Regions from separate parts of the Mus musculus genome. Here region 1 is linked to region 2. The links are chromatin loops, found by intact Hi-C in ENCODE. Cell type or tissue: gastrocnemius. All regions are shown on one strand. Each heading gives the region's core, and the rest is flanking DNA. Links, peaks and the distances in the headings are about the cores only.

Region 1 (8,055 bases), core at 1,823-6,822, 180 kb before region 2:
GAGAGAGAAGGGTCACAGTCTGTGAACAATGATCCACGTGCACAGTTAGTGAGCACTTACTGTATACAAACACTGTGGCAGGTGAGCACATGTGTGAACAGAGTCCATGTCTGGCGTGGTCTTTAGCAATGGCTGATGTCACCACCTCTGGTTAGGGCCGTACGCGGACACATGGTGTGTCACACAGCAGCACACAGTGCCTGGGATTAGAATCTGTGCTGCTTCCTCAGCATCTGTAGCCCTAGGAACCTCCCTGAGCACAGCGCTGTGTCAGCAAAGGGGAGGCTTTGGCTAGGGAATAGCTGACTGACTTAAAAAAAAAAAAAGATTGGCTTGTATGAATGCTTTGCCTGTAGTAGGTATGTACACCGTGTGTGTGGCTAGTGCCCATGAAAGTCAGAAGAGGACCTTGAGTCCCTTGGAACTAAAGTTAGTTATGAGCCACCATATGGGTGTTGGGAGCCAGGCATGGGTCTTCTGTAAGAGCAACAAATGTTTTTAACCATTGAGGTACCTCTCCAGCTCCTCCCCACTTAAAAAAAGAGATTTATTTATTTATTATTATATCTAAGTACACTGTAGCTGTCTTCAGACACACCAGAAGAGGGCATCAGATCCCATTACGAATGGTTGTGAGCCACCATGTGGTTGCTGGGACTTGAACTCAGGACCTTCGGAAGAGCACTCAGTGCTCTTAACCACTGAGCCATCTCTCCAGCCCAGCCTCTCCCTTTTTTAAATTAAAAGATTTCTATTATATTTATCATTGTTGTTATTGTTAGTGTGTGTGTGTATGTAGCTCAGGAGATACATTTTGGGAGTTGTTTTTTCCTCCCACCATGGGCTTTAGGACTTGAGGCTCCATCTTGCTGGCCTAGATTGCTCAGCATTTTGAAATACAGTTGCCAGATGTCGGGGGTTGGGTGGGAGGTGGGGGTGGAAGGGTGGGTGGGGTAGAGGGATGGGGGATGGGGGTAAGAAACCCATGAGAACCAAGGCCACAGGATTGGGGGATATCAAGGGTGTGTGTGTGTGTGTGTGTGTGTATGTGTGTATCCATGCACACATGCATGGGAGAATATGTAGACCTCTGTGTGTGTGAATGGGAAACTGGGAAGGCCCAGGGCTGAGGTGCTGGCTGATCGCTTATAAAGTTCTCTTTGTTCACACAGAGTTTGGATCTGCTTATCTGAGAGGTGTTGGAGGGTCTAGGGCCAGGACCCAAAGGACCTATGGGGAAGACCTGTCAGGGTTGTGTGTGAGGGTGGGGGAAGGAGGAGCCTCACTAGTGAGTTTGAAGTGGATGAGGGTCAGGGATCAGTACTGGCCGCCTCCTGGGCAAAAGGTTTCCCTGAGCCATAGTAGGGTAGTGGAGACATCGTGGCTAGTGTGGTGGGTGAGTAGGGGGCAGTGAGGGTGGAGACTAAGAACCTTGGCAGGTAAGAGGGTAGAGGTCAAGGAATGCCTTTGTAAGCTCCTGTATTCATCCTTCCCACCTCCCGACCAGCAGGAACTGTCTAATGAGTGATTGATGAGGGTGGTGGGACCAGGGGAGGCTCTCTGGGACTGGGGTACAGGTAGCATCCTCCTTCTTGTGCTGAGACTCTCAGGTCCATAGCAGCCTGCAAGGGGAGGTTCCATTTCAGCTTTGGGAAGCTCCTTCCTTGTCCCGGGCGCGGTGCCCTGGAATGCTGTGCTCAGATGTGGCGGCACCGCCCGCGTCGCGTCCAGTCCCGTCCTGTCCCGTCCCATCTTGCCCAGTCTGGGCCGCCCTGAGCAGCCTCCCTGCCCAGGCACGCGGACCACCGCAGGTGGATACCAGGTGTCTACAGGAACAGAGGTTGCAAGCTCCGCCCCGGGACCTGCCCTCTGCCATGCCCCCACAGGGGTACCTGAGGCTTAGCACCCCGACTCTGTCAGGGTCTCTGGCTCACTGTTTTAGTTGGTGGCTTCTCTATGGGAAGGAATCCTGGAGGCATGAGTCATGCCCTTACTGCTTTTGAAGCCTCCCATATTTCCGGCCTCAGTTTCTTCCTGTTAAGAGGGTCACGATCCTGGCTGCGGTTGTGCTAATCAGGAGAAAAAAGGCTTGTCTGTGCTTCCGTCCATGCTCAGCTCCTTACAAAGGGTCCTTTCGTAGTGTCTTAATCCTCCTTCCTTCCGTGGGCTGTGGTTTTCAGGCTGGGGGTAGAGAACTGGACTGTATTGAAACAGAAACCTTGGTCTGTGCTGGTAAGCTGGTCTGGCCTTTCCTATCTGGAGGCTCTAAAAGGAAGCTGGGAGCAGGCTAGAGGGGCCTGAGGAATGCTTACCCAGGCCCCTGCTTTTCTCTGCTCTTGGCCTGCAGGGCTGAGCCAGAGTGGCTATGGGCAGGCACCCACCAGGCCTTTGGAGGTAGAGACTCAAACTAAAGAGCAATCTTAGGTAGCATAGTGTGGTGGCCAGAGGGGAGCACAAATGTTATCTTCATTTGACAGCTGGGTAAACTGAGGCTGGAGTTCCTCCAGGTAGGGGCCTGAACTAGATCCTGTGCCAGTACTGTTCCCTATTTCTGTCTCCCATGGTAGGCAGGTGTAATGTCATTACCCAGATCCATGGCTGGCTGCGATAATGCTTCCCCCTGATCCACCAACCTGCTGGGAAGTTCCAGAAGGGACTCTGTTATTTCTCAGGTTGGCCCTGGAGAGCTGCTCCTTCCAGGAGAGGGAGTTCCATGAATTTAGGGTACATGGCCCCTCTCCCCATTTTTCTCCCATTTCACCAGCTGGGCAGTGTACTTAACAAAGCTCAGAGGGAGAGGTCTACCTTTGTCTGCTAATGGGGTTTGGTCAGCCTGCTTCTACTGCTTCTAAGCTGTGTGGCTTAGGCCCTTTCTCTGCCTGGCCTTCAGATTCTCTCTTAAGATGAGCAGGCAGGGTACACTCATGGTTCTGGGATGTCACCCCTCGAAGGAGGGCTGTGCCCTAGAGTTAAGGTGAGGTTGCCCAGTTAAGGTGAGGTGGCCTTGCTCATTTATAGAGGGAGATGGACCAATGAGGGTAGTACTGGCTATCTTGTGGTCCGTTTACTTCAGAGGACAGATGAAGAGGTGCTGGGCATGCCATCATGCCTGTCAGAGCATTAGGGGAGGGTCTCCGACAAGTCATTTGGGACCTGGTGTGTTGGGAGTGTTGTGACTGATATAAAGCCTCCAGGGGGTGGCCTTGAAGCCCCATAGACCTTGTGACTGGCTTGATGGCTCTGTGGCTCTGTGTCAGCACATGAACCATGGTCCTTTTCCTCTTGACACAGGACAAAGAACTCCTTTCCTCTGCCATAGGCCATAGGGTATTGGGAGGATATGTGCTTGGACCCCAGAGCTTTGCTTCAACAGAGCTATGGTCTTAGCATATGCAGCTTGTGCAAACAGGGAGGGGGTGAGCAGGCCGTAGAGTCCTCAGGAGAACCCTATGCTCCCCAAGTCTCACACCAAGGCCACAATGTATCCTAGGCTCCCCAAGTCTCACGCCAAGGCCACAATGTATCAAAGTAAAGCCTTTTGTGGCCTAGGGATTAAATGATCCCTAAGCTGTCTAGTTTGCACTCCTTGTCTGTGACCAAGAGGAAGTGGAGGCAGCAGGAATGCTAGAATCCAGCCAGGTCCTGTCCCAACAGGCACCAGAGGGTTGGGCTTCATGGGCTCTAAGCACAGCGGTAGCTAAGCAGCCTCAATAAACAGTGGAAACACACAAGTGCCCCCAGTGTGTGCGTGCTCCTGGTCACGTGTATACCTAGGTTGAGGCCACAGTGTTTCAAATCATAGATAGGGACCATTCTTGTCCCTTTCCAATCCTGTCACAAACAGGCCTGGGATGTGTTCTGTCAGTCACAGAACATTTGTGCTGTACCTGGCCAACCACACACATTATCCTCTTCAGTCCCTATAGCCCTGGATGCAGGTAACCTTAGTACCCATTTTCAAAGATGGGGAAACTGAGACTCTGAAAGTTGTACAAGCCCAAGGGCAAGGGCAAGGGCAAAATCAGGCTTCAAATTTAGTTCCGTCTCACTGTGGAATCATTTCAGCACTTTTGGGATGTGTGCATGTGAGCAGTGACCAGGGTATGTGCACACATTTGCAGAGATGGTTGCTATGCTGGTGGCCGGTGTCTGTAGGATGCCTCCATTAAGATGTATACACTTATATGACCCATAAAGCCCAAATGCATATGTTTGTGTATGCGTGTGTATACATGTGTGCAATGCATGTCTATATTCACTAGTGCAAATGTGTGATGTGTGTGTACTGTGCCATGTGGTTCTCTCAACCTCCCTGTCAGCCCATGTGCCTTCTCTCCCTTCTTGGCTCTGGACACAAGTGGAATACCTTAATATGTTTCATGGAAGGACTATCAGGCTGGTGCCACATGGGTTTGTGACAGCCTTGTAGACGGCACAGGAGCCTTCGGGAGTCCACAGCTTGGGCAAGAAATGCCAGATGTGAAGAAGAAAGGGGGTTTCTCAACCTCCAACCAGGGACAGAGATCTGTAATAGACTCCATTAAGGAGCCCTGAACCTGGCCCCTTTATTTCTCTCTTAGGGTTCAACCTCAGAACTTGGGACAATTCTCCTATGACCCTACAGGGGGCCCAGAGTCAGGGCACCTGTGGCTCTCAGCACAGATCTCTGCCAGGCAATCCACCTCTGTACTGGAGGCAGTGGAGGGGAGAAGGGAACCCCAAATGGTGCTAAGCCTCTTCTGTGGCTCACATAAGTAGGGTGTTGTCCCAGTCCCTAAGGTAAGGGCTCACTGTTCAGTGTGCTGGTATAGATGTGACAATGGACAGCAGGGGGCGCTCGGAGCCTGCAGATTGTAGATAGAGCCACAAAGGAAGGCAGGTGAAAGGAGGGTAGGACTGGCTCTGTGCTGTGTGTGTTTGTGTTGTGTGTGTGTGTGTGTGTGTGCTGTGTATGTGTGTGTGAGAGAAAGAGAGAGAAAGACAGAGACAGAGAGAGACACAGAGAGAGAGACAAAGGGACACAGATGTGTGCGTGTGTGCGTGTGTGTGTGTGTGTGTGTGTGTGTATGTGTGTGAGAGAGAAACAGAGAGAGACAGAGAGAAAAAGGGGGAGGGGAGGGAGAGGGGGAGGGGGAAGAGGGAGGAAGAGAGAGACACAGATGTGTGTGCACGTGTGTGTATGTGTTGTGTGTGTGTGTGTGTGTGTGTGTGTGTGAAAGACAGACAGAGAGACAGAGACAGAGAGACAGAGACTGAGTGACTTCTCTGTGTCTTAGCTGTGCTGACCCTAAAGTCTGGGAGTTGGGGTGTTTGTACCTTGGCTCTGTTTGCTTTCCTTTGGGCAGAAATTAAGTGGCTACTGTGACAGCCATCAGACTCAGATATCTTAGCAGACACCCTGAAAGCTTAAAAAAAAAATGGAAGCAAGCCAGCAGAGGAGGGGTGATCTTTTATTTCTGAGCAGAGGCTCTGGCAAGGGACCTGGAGACATCACCCACATTCCTCCTAGGACAGCTGTGTAACCCTTGCCCTTTCCCCTGCAGATCCAGAGTCGGATACCTTGTCAGAATGTCATATAGCCTTTGATATTCAGCCGTGCTTTCTCTAGTCCCATGCCTTCAAGTCCAGAAAGCACCACAGGTTCTCCCTGCTCGAGCCTGCCTCCTTCAGTTCTAGGGTGACTTTCTGGGCTTCCTAATCCCCAGAGAGTGACAGGTGTTCCCCTTTCTCTTTTGTGTCTTAGCCAACCCCCCATTAGCTCTCTGTGGGAAATCCCAAGTGTGGTTTCTCCTTTAAAATGCTTTTTTATCAGCACACATTAATCATACATAACGATGGGTTTCATCACATTTTCACACATGTATTGATTTTGATTATATTTTTCTTCTCAGGTAGCTTCCCTTCCACTTCCAGATCACCTCCCCTTTTATGAGCCAGGGTTTCACTGTGTAGCCTCGGTTGGCCTGGAACTAGCTATCTAGACCAGGCTGGTCTCAACACAAAGATTGCCTCTGCCTCCCTAGTGCTGAGATGGAGGGCATGTGACATCACATCCAGGTTTATGACGGGATCTTGAGGGGCCTAATCCTATGCTGTCTCTGTGCAGGTAGCCAGTCACAGCTGGTGTGAGTTCATAAGCACAGCAGCCACGTCACGCCAGGAAGTCAGCACCTCACCCCAATTCCCCAACTTCCCCAGGCTCTTACGTTCCTTCTACTTCTTCCCCCCCCCCAAGATGTTCCCTGGGCTTCGGAAGGATGTTCCCTGGGGTCTGGATGATACAGACGTCCCATTTATGCATGGGTATCCGATGGTCATTTCTTCTCTCTGTTCTTGACCAGGCATCAATCTTCACAACTATGGCTGATCATTGCAAAAAGAAGCTTCTCTGACTAGAGTGGACAGGAGCAGTATTCTCTGGGCACAGATGTAGTTATTTAGATGGCCATTCTTGGGCACACCATGTCCATTTAGCAAACCAACAGCAATGGTTTCTCTACTAGAGTCTATGACTTCTTTGGCCACAGGCTTCTGACTGAGTTTTCGGTACCAGATGTAAATTCTCTCATGTGGAGTGGGCACCAGGTCCGATCTAGCACGGCCCCTTATTTTGTCTGGATACCAACCAAAGCACAAGAAAGAGATCAGCATGATCCCTTATTTTGTCTAAAGCAAAAGAAAGGGATCCAGGGAACAGGGGCAGTGGAGTTGCAGACAGTTGGGTGGTTTCTTGGAATGGGGTGTCCATGGGGGGTGGTGGTGATGTTACTCTAGACCTGATGCTGAGGAAGCAGATGAGCAGGGGAAGGGTTTCATGTGAGTTATACCACCGCAGCCACTGGGCGCTGTGGCAGCCATTCAGTGGATGGTGTTGGGGAGGAAACAGCGCAGGAAGGAAAGGGGCATCGGTCCTGAGTGACTCTCAGAACTGAGGTCTAAAATTGGAGCCAAGTATATGTAGGTCTGAGGCTGGCATTTAGCACTTCCAAAGACATCCCTAGCTGCTTTCTTTCTGCCTCTTTCCTGGAGGCTCCAGAGATGTGTTGGTTTTGCCTCTGCCAGGAGAGGGCAGTGGTGGCCGCTGTGCTGGTTGTCTGGGCTGGTCAACCTTTTTCTACTGGGGAGCAGCCTGGGTGACTGTGCCAGAAGGAAAGAGGAGGGGCTGGGTCATTTCTCTGGCCCTCACTTTCTCCAAATCTATCTCTGAGAATGAACAGGTAGGTTTAATCACTCCAAAGGACAGGCTACTGAGGCCTGATAGAAAGCCCATCTCATCTCCACTGGGGATTTGGGAAAGCTGGTAAGGGCTTGTGTTGGCTGTTAGCAGCATTATTAAGCAACTATTCTGTGCCAGGCACCATGCTAAATTCTTTTCTCATGCATCATATTAAAAAAAAGATTTATTTTTATTTTATGTATGTGGGTGTCTTGCCTGCACGTATTTCTGTGCATCACGGAAGCCAGAGGGTGTTTCATATTTCCCTAGAAATGGAGTTAAAGATAGCTTGTGAGCCACCTTGTGGGTGGCTCCAACCTGGGTGGGAATCCAACCTGGCTCTTTTGCTAAGATCAGCAGAGAGTGTTCTTAATCGCCACACCATCTCTCCAGCCCCCTTGCCTTGATTTGTAAAAGCTTTACAACAAATTAACAATGTAAGTATAGTTCAGCTCTCGGAGAATGCCCCAACCACTCCCCTGCCCCCATCCAGTGCCAGGACACACTCATCTCAGGTACTATGGGTGCAGCCCCTTTGGGAGGGGTGTGTTGTCCTGGGAACTCAGATAACTGACAGCTCAAGGTGCCAACTGATAGGCTGAAGACACCATACCTGGCACACTGGATGTTTTAAGCTTAAGAAGATTAGATATTGATGCCTGACATTTGGGAAGGGGTTTTGTGAAGGACCCTTTCCTGCTGTATAGCCTGTAACTGGGCACTGCGGTGGCAATGGGTCAAAACAAACAGCTTACCAATCAGCCTCATCTTCCCCTTGCTCCCTGCTCCCATAGGTCTCTGGGGGACTCATAAGCCCCCCAGGATGTCCTCTGTCATTC
Region 2 (8,055 bases), core at 2,087-7,086:
TTTACCCACACATTGGATTGGTACTGTTTCACCACGGCAACAATAAGTTTAAACAGGACAATAGGATGATTTATTTTGTGGGGAGGACACCATAGGGGAAGCTGGATCTGCGTCCAAGTCAGCAGGGACCGAGGAAAACAAGTAGATCAGGCTTTGGGAACGGGTAGGGAAGGAGTCACAGGGGTGAGTGGAAAAGGTTACCAGTGTGTGGCTGGTTAGCTGGTGCCGGCAAACAGACATTGGGGAGGGGGAGAGGCCACTGACACAAAACATCACACACCCTTGCATCACAACAGTATTTATTGAAACACAGATGGGGTCAACCCAGAAGGCGAGGCACCCAGACAGAAAGTGGCCATAGTCCCCATCCCACCAGCTCTCCCTTGGACAGTTCCCAAGCAGGGGAGGCCTGCAACAGTATGGGGGTCTTTGAAATGTGCAAAGGCTTCTTGAACAGCAAGACCTGTTCAAAGCCCCCTAGCCAGGGGCTGTAGGTAGTAGGCCTCCCCAGAGAGCAGACTATTTCCTGGGAGGTAACCCAAGAAGTGTGATTAGAGTAGTTTGCCCCAAAGGAAGGCACAGCTAAGGAGATTAGTAAACCCAACCAACTAAAGGCATATGCTTGCTGCCCCTGTACCTGGGGACAGAAGTGGGAGCTGCTTGGGAAGGGTTCCCTCTGGTTCTTGTTTTGGGGGGCATGGCTGGGTGGTTAGGATCATGCCTTGACCCAGGAAGGCCACACTTTATTGTCCAGTCAGCCTGGGTGACTGGTAGTGTCCCGGAGAGCTTGGCGAATAATACAAATCATTTACAAGTATCTGAAGACAGGTTGGGGTTAAGGGAAGGGTTGGGAATGACCTTCTAAAGTGAAGCCAGAGGAGAACTGGGAGACAACTCCCTAAAAGGAGAAGGCAGAGGAGAGTGGCCCTGAACTCTTTCCTCTCACAGAAACATCTGGAAGATTCTGGAAGCAAGCACACATTTTCCATTCACACACCACTCCACTCTGGGGCAGACAGGTGGCTCATTTGGAGGACCTGTCACTAAGCGAAGCGCACTGAGCGGCTGCTCCCACAGGTAAAGCTGGAGGCGCGGGGCTGGCAAGGAGAGCAGGAGTCAGGGGCCATCACTGTGATGCTGCCCCCAGTGACAGAGGGTCCAGAGACAATCTGGCGCCCTGGGGTTGTGCCATAGGTGAGGCCCCCACATGTGACTCCTCCACGGGAGCTGCTGACACCTGTGGGAAGAGGAACAGGGAGGGGTGAGGGGCTTGCTGGGGTGTCATTCACCCACCAAAAGTCCCTGAGGGCTTCACATACAGGGCCTGCCTCCTCCTCAAGGGGTCAGTGGTTAACATGACAGGTTCTGTTTTTTCAACCCCTAGACCCCTCTCCCTGGGTTGAAATTCCTGGTGACCACCAGTAAGGTGGCACTCAACTTTTGGATACCCTTTCCCATCCCCAGAAGTCCTAAAAGAAGATCCTGGAGAAGAGGAAGTTGGGGAACATTGGAGGTTCAGTGGGGTAGCCTTGTGATTAGTTTTGCCCATTTCCAAAGTAATTTTTATAGAAGGCATTTTCCAACAGATACTTACAGACATTCACAGAGCCCACACCCTCGCAGAGCCTAGGGGGAAAGAAAGTGCCATTAGTTCCAAGCAGTGAACTGGATTCCTTGAGACATTTGCCTTGTAAGAGATAGGGTCAGCTTTTGTTCTAGGTAGACTCTATTTCATGAAAGGCAGGAAGGGCTTTCCGAAATATTCTCTCTTCCTTCCTTCCTTCCTTCCTCCCTTCCTTCCTTCCTTCCTTCCTTCCTTCCTTCCTTCCTTCCTTTCTTTCTCTCTCTTTCTTTCTCTCTTTCTTTCTCTCTCCCTCCCTCTCTTCCTTCTTTCCTTCCTTCCTTCCTTTCTCTCTCTTTCTTTCTCTCTTTCTTTCTCTCTTTCTTTCTCTCTTTTCTCCTCCTCCTCCTCTTTCTCCTCTTTCTCCTCTTTCTCCTCTTTCTCCTCTTTCTCCTCCTCCTCCTCTTCCTCCTCCTCCTCCTCTTCTTCTTCTTCTTTCTCCTCCTCCTCCTCCTCCTCCTCCTCCTCCTCCTCCTCCTCCTCCTCCTCCTCCTCCTCCTCCTCCTCCTCCTCCTCTTCTTCTTCTTCTTCTTCTTCTTCTTCTTCTTCTTCTTCTTCTTCTTCTTCTTCTTCTAAAAAAACTTTGCTGGTTACACTTAGACTATGCGCCCAATTCTGTGCCAAATGCTCCTGGCTGGGACAGCTCTTTAAGGGGATTCTTCCTCCCCTCCCTGATATCTTTTTTAATATTTAAAGATCTGGAAAGGTGTTAGAGACTCAGTATAGCAGATATAGGGGCCAGAGAAATAGAGAGCAGCTGGAGGAGTAACCATTTCTCCTTGGGACATCACAAGCTACTCTCGCATCTGCTGGCTAAGCTGCCTCCTGCTCTGTCCCCACTTCCTTCTCATGGTGTTCCTTCCCAGAACTCCAAGAGACTCCATTCTCTCCCAAGGAGTTCTCACATGCTGCTCCCCCCATACTCTCCCCAACCTCCATCCTCAAATCCTTCCAGCATGGCTTCCTGGTCCTGCAGCTGCTCAGCAGAGCCTCTAGTCTCAGAACTGGCCACATTATCAGTTCTGAATGGTTTGCTTTCTTCTTTAGCAGTAGAAACATCTTCTACATCTCAGGAGGAAGAACTATAAAGCCATAAAATCATTCCTGGGTGTCCTCAGGAGATTGGCTCAGGAACTCTGAGCATAACAAAGGGCACCCAAGGACAGTTGAGACCTTCTACAAGCTGTGTAGAATTTGTGTGGAGACAACACAACCATTTTGAGTGGGACACGTGTTCAGCTTGAGTGGAGTTTGCTGTGTTTGGTTGAACTACAGACCCAGAAAACAGCTGTGCATTTCACCTTGTATTTAGTGAGAGAACAGACAAGCTGTGTCATGGGTCTCCCTGCTGATGCCCCCAGTCCCTAAGTCTCAACTCAGGAGACCCACACATCACAGGTTAGGCTGGACTGTGGCACTTACCTCTAATGTCCCTGTGACTCCTTATGTCACCTAGACTCTGAAGAGCAGGTGACAAGGCCTTTTTCTGCCTGTCCTTTTGCTTCTTCACATGTCTCCTTCCTGTGACCTCAGCACCCATGCTGGCCCTTGAAAGTGACAAGCACACACCCGTCTCAGAGCTTCCAAGTGGGTGTCTTTTCTGTTCATTGTTCTCTCATCCACAAGGCTTGCTCCATTGGTGCTTGTGGGTCTTTTGTGCAAATGTCATCTTTCAGATTCTTCTTCTTTCAAAAATGGTAACCTGCCCTCCTACCCTAAGGCTGTCTCCATCCGGCTTACCTTGCTCTAATCTCTCTCTCTCTCTCTCTCTCTCTCTCTCTCTCTCTCTCTCTCTCTCTCTCTCGTGTGTATGTGGTGTGTGTGTGTGTGTGTGTGTGTGTGTGTGTGTGTAGTAACACACACCCATGTGGGAGCCTGTGGAGGCCAGGGATTAACTTCAGTTATCTTCCTCAACTGTTCTACATCTTATTTTCTGAGACAGGGTCTCTTCACTGAACCAAAGCTCTCTTTTTTAGGTTGGTGAGCTCTGTAAATTTACCTGTCCTTGCCCCATTGCCTTGGGGTTAGAGATGTTCATGACTGCACCGTGGCTTTTACATGGGTGAAGAAGATCCAAACTTAGGTCTTTGTGTCCACATGACAAACACTTGACTCATTCATTGAGTTGTCTGACAGACTATGATCTACTTTTAAAATATGTTTTAGAGTTTAAACCCTCTATTGCACTGTATAATCCATGCATCTTACATAGCCACCATTGTGTGTTTATCGCCTCATCCCAAAATAAGCCAAAAGGGTACAGGCATTTTGTCTGCCATTGGTAGGTTCCTAGCACTTACAACTGCTCTGAGAATTCAGTGTTGGCTGACTATATATGTGTATAAATGAACAGCTTTCTCAAATATTTGAAGGAGGGCAGAAAATGCCACATTTGTACAGCTGTAGACTTCCAACCCGGAGGACCACTCCAGGTTTGAAAACTGCTGGACTTAGAACCTTATATGGCTCTTTCTTGCCCCAGAGTGATGTGAGTATCCTCTGGGAAAAAAGACTGTAGGGTACAGGAGTTTGAAAAGATAGCCACGGTTGGCGAGAGGGAGAGATAGGATTCTTCTGCAAAGTTTTTTTTTGATCATTGCAATGTTTGGTTCCTAAATAAAATTTTGGAGGGGAAAAATGATTTTAAAAGATGTTCAAGTTTCCTGCCACTTGCCTTGGATTTTCTAGCATGAACCTCTGGAGCTAGTGGCCAGCAGAGGGCAGCAAATGCCTTCAGTTGGCCTTCCTAAAGCCTGAGGAAGAGCAGGGAAGGCAAAGGAGGTGTCTGGAGTTGCCCAAGATGTCAACTCTTTGGGAACTGAAGCTGTCCACAGATTTGTGTGCCCACATGGCATTCACCTTGGATAAAAATGCAGTAGTGGGTTTCTGTCTCTATTTGTGAGTCACTAATAATAATAATAAGAAGAATGCAGATGCATCTATTGAAGCAACATGAAGGCTTTCTTGTGCAGCACCTACTGAGTGCCAAGTAAGGCCAGCTAAGTGCTTCAGGTGCACTGTGGCATGAGCTTGACCTCCACAAACTCTTGGAGGTTGGAAATAGGTCTCCAGTCTACCCACAAGACAAGTGGCTCATTAGTGTTCAGGGTCAGGCAAGCACGTGCCCCTGTGTAGGAGTTTAACCTCTTGGACCTTGGGTTTGCTTCTGTTGATGGAAGCAGAAGAGGGGAGCTCCTGGCACAATAATGGATGGACCATGTGTATCACAACCAATTACTAATGTGGGTCTGTTTAAGTCTATGACTCTATTTATTTATTTTCATTTTGGTCTTCCGGATGTTTGCCTTCTATCACCTCTTTTTTGTTTTCTTTAGATTCCTTGAATATTTAAAAATGTTCTTTTAGGGGTTGGTGAGATGACTCAGTGGCTTGCTGTAAAGACTGGTGACCTCAGTTTGATCCCCAGAACCCAAGTCTATGTAAAGGTTAGGGAGAAAACAGATGGCACAAGATAGTCTTCTGACTTCCACAGTCATACCTTACCACACACACACACCATTATAATAAAGTAAAACTCAAAAAATTTACTTAAACTTAATTAGAGTCTCAATGCATATAAAAAATATTTCCCAGTCTACATAGAGCTAGAATATATATGTATGCACTACACACACACACACACACACACACACACACACACACACAGAGAGAGAGAGAGAGAGAGAGAGAGAGAGAGAGAGAGAGAGAGAGAGGATTTGTATGTAGTCTAGATTGACCTGGGAGTGTTTATATAGCTTGGGCTAGCCTCAGATTTACTTCCTAACCTCCCAAACATAAGGACTACAGGCATGTACCAGTATTCCTGGATAGAGCTAGGGCTTTATTACTTCCATCCCCACCTGCTCTGAAGTGGCTGCTGTTTTGTTTTCAACAGTTGTGCACTTTTCAGAGTCTATAAAGGAGTCTATAAAGGAGTGTCTAACATCTGTTGGATACATTGTGTCCATTCCTGCATTGCTACAGAAGGCAAGACAGTCTCTTACATCTAGTTAGATACTTTGTATCCTTCACTCTGCTACATGAAGAAAGTCAGTGTCTTACATCTAATTGGATACTTTGTGTTCTTCATCCCTGCACTGCACGTTTCCCAGTTCCCCAAGGTGTCCCCCCCCTTTACTTTGAGGGGCTTGCTTACAAAGCATACCTGTCTTTTATCCCCCCTGCCTTTGCTTCAGAAGGATGTGCTTGCTGGCTATGGAGTCTTGAACTTGCAGGGCCAAGATAAAGCTCAGTGGAAGAGGCTTAGCCAGGTCACACCAGGCTCTGGGTTCCAGCTCTGGTACCACACACATAGAAACATCACCAAACAAATAGGCACCTGAAGTCCTTTTCCTACTTGGCCCTTGGGAGTTGCAGTTCGCTGCCTCACAGCCTTCTGTGCTTCTGATGAGAACTCTGCTAATGCTGATTTGAATTATTGCTCCCATGTGCAATGTGATACTTTTTCCAGCCTAATATTTCCCAGTTCTTTTTTCCTTTGTTCTTCCTAGTGGATAATGACTATTATTCTGTCTCCAGCACACTGAGTCTTTCCTGTCCATTCTTCTCTGTTCTCACATTCCAAATATTCTACTTTCCAGTTCTAAAAGATCTACTTGGGTTTGTCTCTATCATTTGTTCTCTAGTGCTGAGAAAATCTCTTTCTCTGTTTCTCTCTCCTCCCTCCCCCTTTCTTTCTTTATTGAGGATTGAGTCTAGTCCCTTGAATATGCTGGGCAAATGCTCTATCACTGATCTATGTCTCATCCCCTTTTAAGCTTTCTGTTTTGAGGCAGGGTCTTGGAGTATCTAACTTCAAATCTCCAAAGTCACTTAGGCTGGCCTTGAACTCAGTCTGTAACCAATAGAGACCTTGGATTAAGTTTGTAATTTTCCACCTCAACCAGAATGCTGAGATTATAGGTCTGAACTACAATATCCAATTTACTCTCTTAGTCATTTCTGATGTGTGTCTCTTTACCTTATAGAGCATGGTTACAGTAGTGTTTCATAGTCTCTGGGTGATGACCTTCACAGGCATATCATTGGTGATGAGTATCTGTTGACTATCCCTCCCTGTGGGAAGTGCTTGTGTTTTCTTGACTCCTTGAACATTAAAATGACTTTAGTACAGAGAGAGAGAGAGAGAGAGAGAGAGAGAGAGAGAGAGAGAGAGAGAGAGAGAGACACGGAGGGAGGGGGAGGGGAGAGGGAGGGGAAGGGGGAGGGGAGAGGGAGGGGAGAGGGAGAGGGAGAGGGAGAGGGAGAGGGAGAGGGAGAGGGAGAGGGAGAGGGAGAGGGAGAGGGAGAGGGAGAGGGAGAGGGAGAGGGAGAGGGAGAGGGAGAGGGAGAGAGATATTGGTGCTGTGTTGACTTGGTGTCCTGATACAATCCTTTGGGAAGGTTCAAATTTGGTTTGGTTTGGTTTTAGTGAGGAATCAGCCCTGTCAGCAGTTTCAGGGTGCGTACTCCAGCCCTCTTGGAGGGGTGGTGGTGGCCAAAGGCCACTGACTTTCCCAAGCATGTGCTGACTGCTTTGTGGCTGTTCTGTGGTATCACTCAGGGCTTTGCTAGAAATGTGGGCAGGACATAGGTCTAACTTCAAATCTCCAAGTCCTTGGAATATGGCTCTGGGTTTGCATGCCAGTGAAGTTCAAGGAGAGCCCAGGATGTGGGTGTACTTGCTCACACAGGCATTTCCTTCTCCAGTTTCCCAGTTTGACCCCACCTAACCTTCTCAGGAACGTCTTTTCCTGGTTCCTCATGCCAGAGCCACCAAACCTCTCAGGGTTTTCACCACAACCCTGCTACAAAGTCCTGCCCAGCCCTGCAGGGCTGGGCCCTAATGCAAAGCCACAAGAGAGAACAGACCATGGACTTTGTTTCTGTATTTTCCAACCCGTACGTGTCTCTATCCTTTTGTATTTAGGTGGGAAGGCTTTTCATGAGGCTCTTAGCTATCCAAGCTGATACTTTTCCACTCCATAGCTGAGGCCCACCCAAAGCTCAATGTCTCTGGAAGGAAGAGAGAATAAAGATTTGGTTGCTTCTTGAATTCTTGCATTCTGCCATGATCTGCCTGGTTCTGTTTACTTTTCAGAAAACTCCAATATTTGAATTTATCTAGACTGTTAAACTTTATTGTATTAGTATTTTTTTAAAAAATCCACTTTATATCTCAGGATTGCATGTAGGGCTTTACTTGTGCAAAGATCAAACTCTGCCACAGAGTTACACCCTCAGCCCCTGGGCTTGTTTTCCACAGGATCCTTCTGGCTGCTGTTTTGCAAGGAGAATGCCTGAGCACCCGTTCCCTCTGGAAGGCAGCAATAGGGGACAGTGTTGGCAATCTTTGGAGGCAAAGTTAAATTTTTTCAAGGGCTAAAATGTTTCTTATTTTGTAGCATTTATTTTTCTTAACTCTTTACTATTCT

The links. Hi-C counts contacts between places; a loop is a spot of excess contacts. Peaks named below come from ENCODE experiments on the same cell type or tissue, not always from the same donor. Only the 100,000 strongest peaks of a DNase experiment are listed, where the experiment ranks them.
Region 1: it touches region 2 in a loop (5-fold over the local background); 20 of 42 quality-filtered maps call a loop at or near these places.

What each region holds. Positions count from the first base shown.
Region 1 is chr15:101,334,907-101,342,961 of GRCm38, forward strand. No RefSeq gene overlaps it. Among named protein-coding and RNA genes, the nearest start is that of Gm35853, 20 kb to the right of the region's middle. In gastrocnemius, for the core only: a CTCF peak has its summit at 4,799 (motif pointing right); a DNase peak (open chromatin) is centred at 4,833; H3K4me3 peaks cover 304 bases; H3K27ac peaks cover 2,684 bases.
Region 2 is chr15:101,515,636-101,523,690 of GRCm38, forward strand. No RefSeq gene overlaps it. Among named protein-coding and RNA genes, the nearest start is that of Krt84, 13 kb to the right of the region's middle. In gastrocnemius, for the core only: a CTCF peak has its summit at 4,335 (motif pointing right); a DNase peak (open chromatin) is centred at 4,348.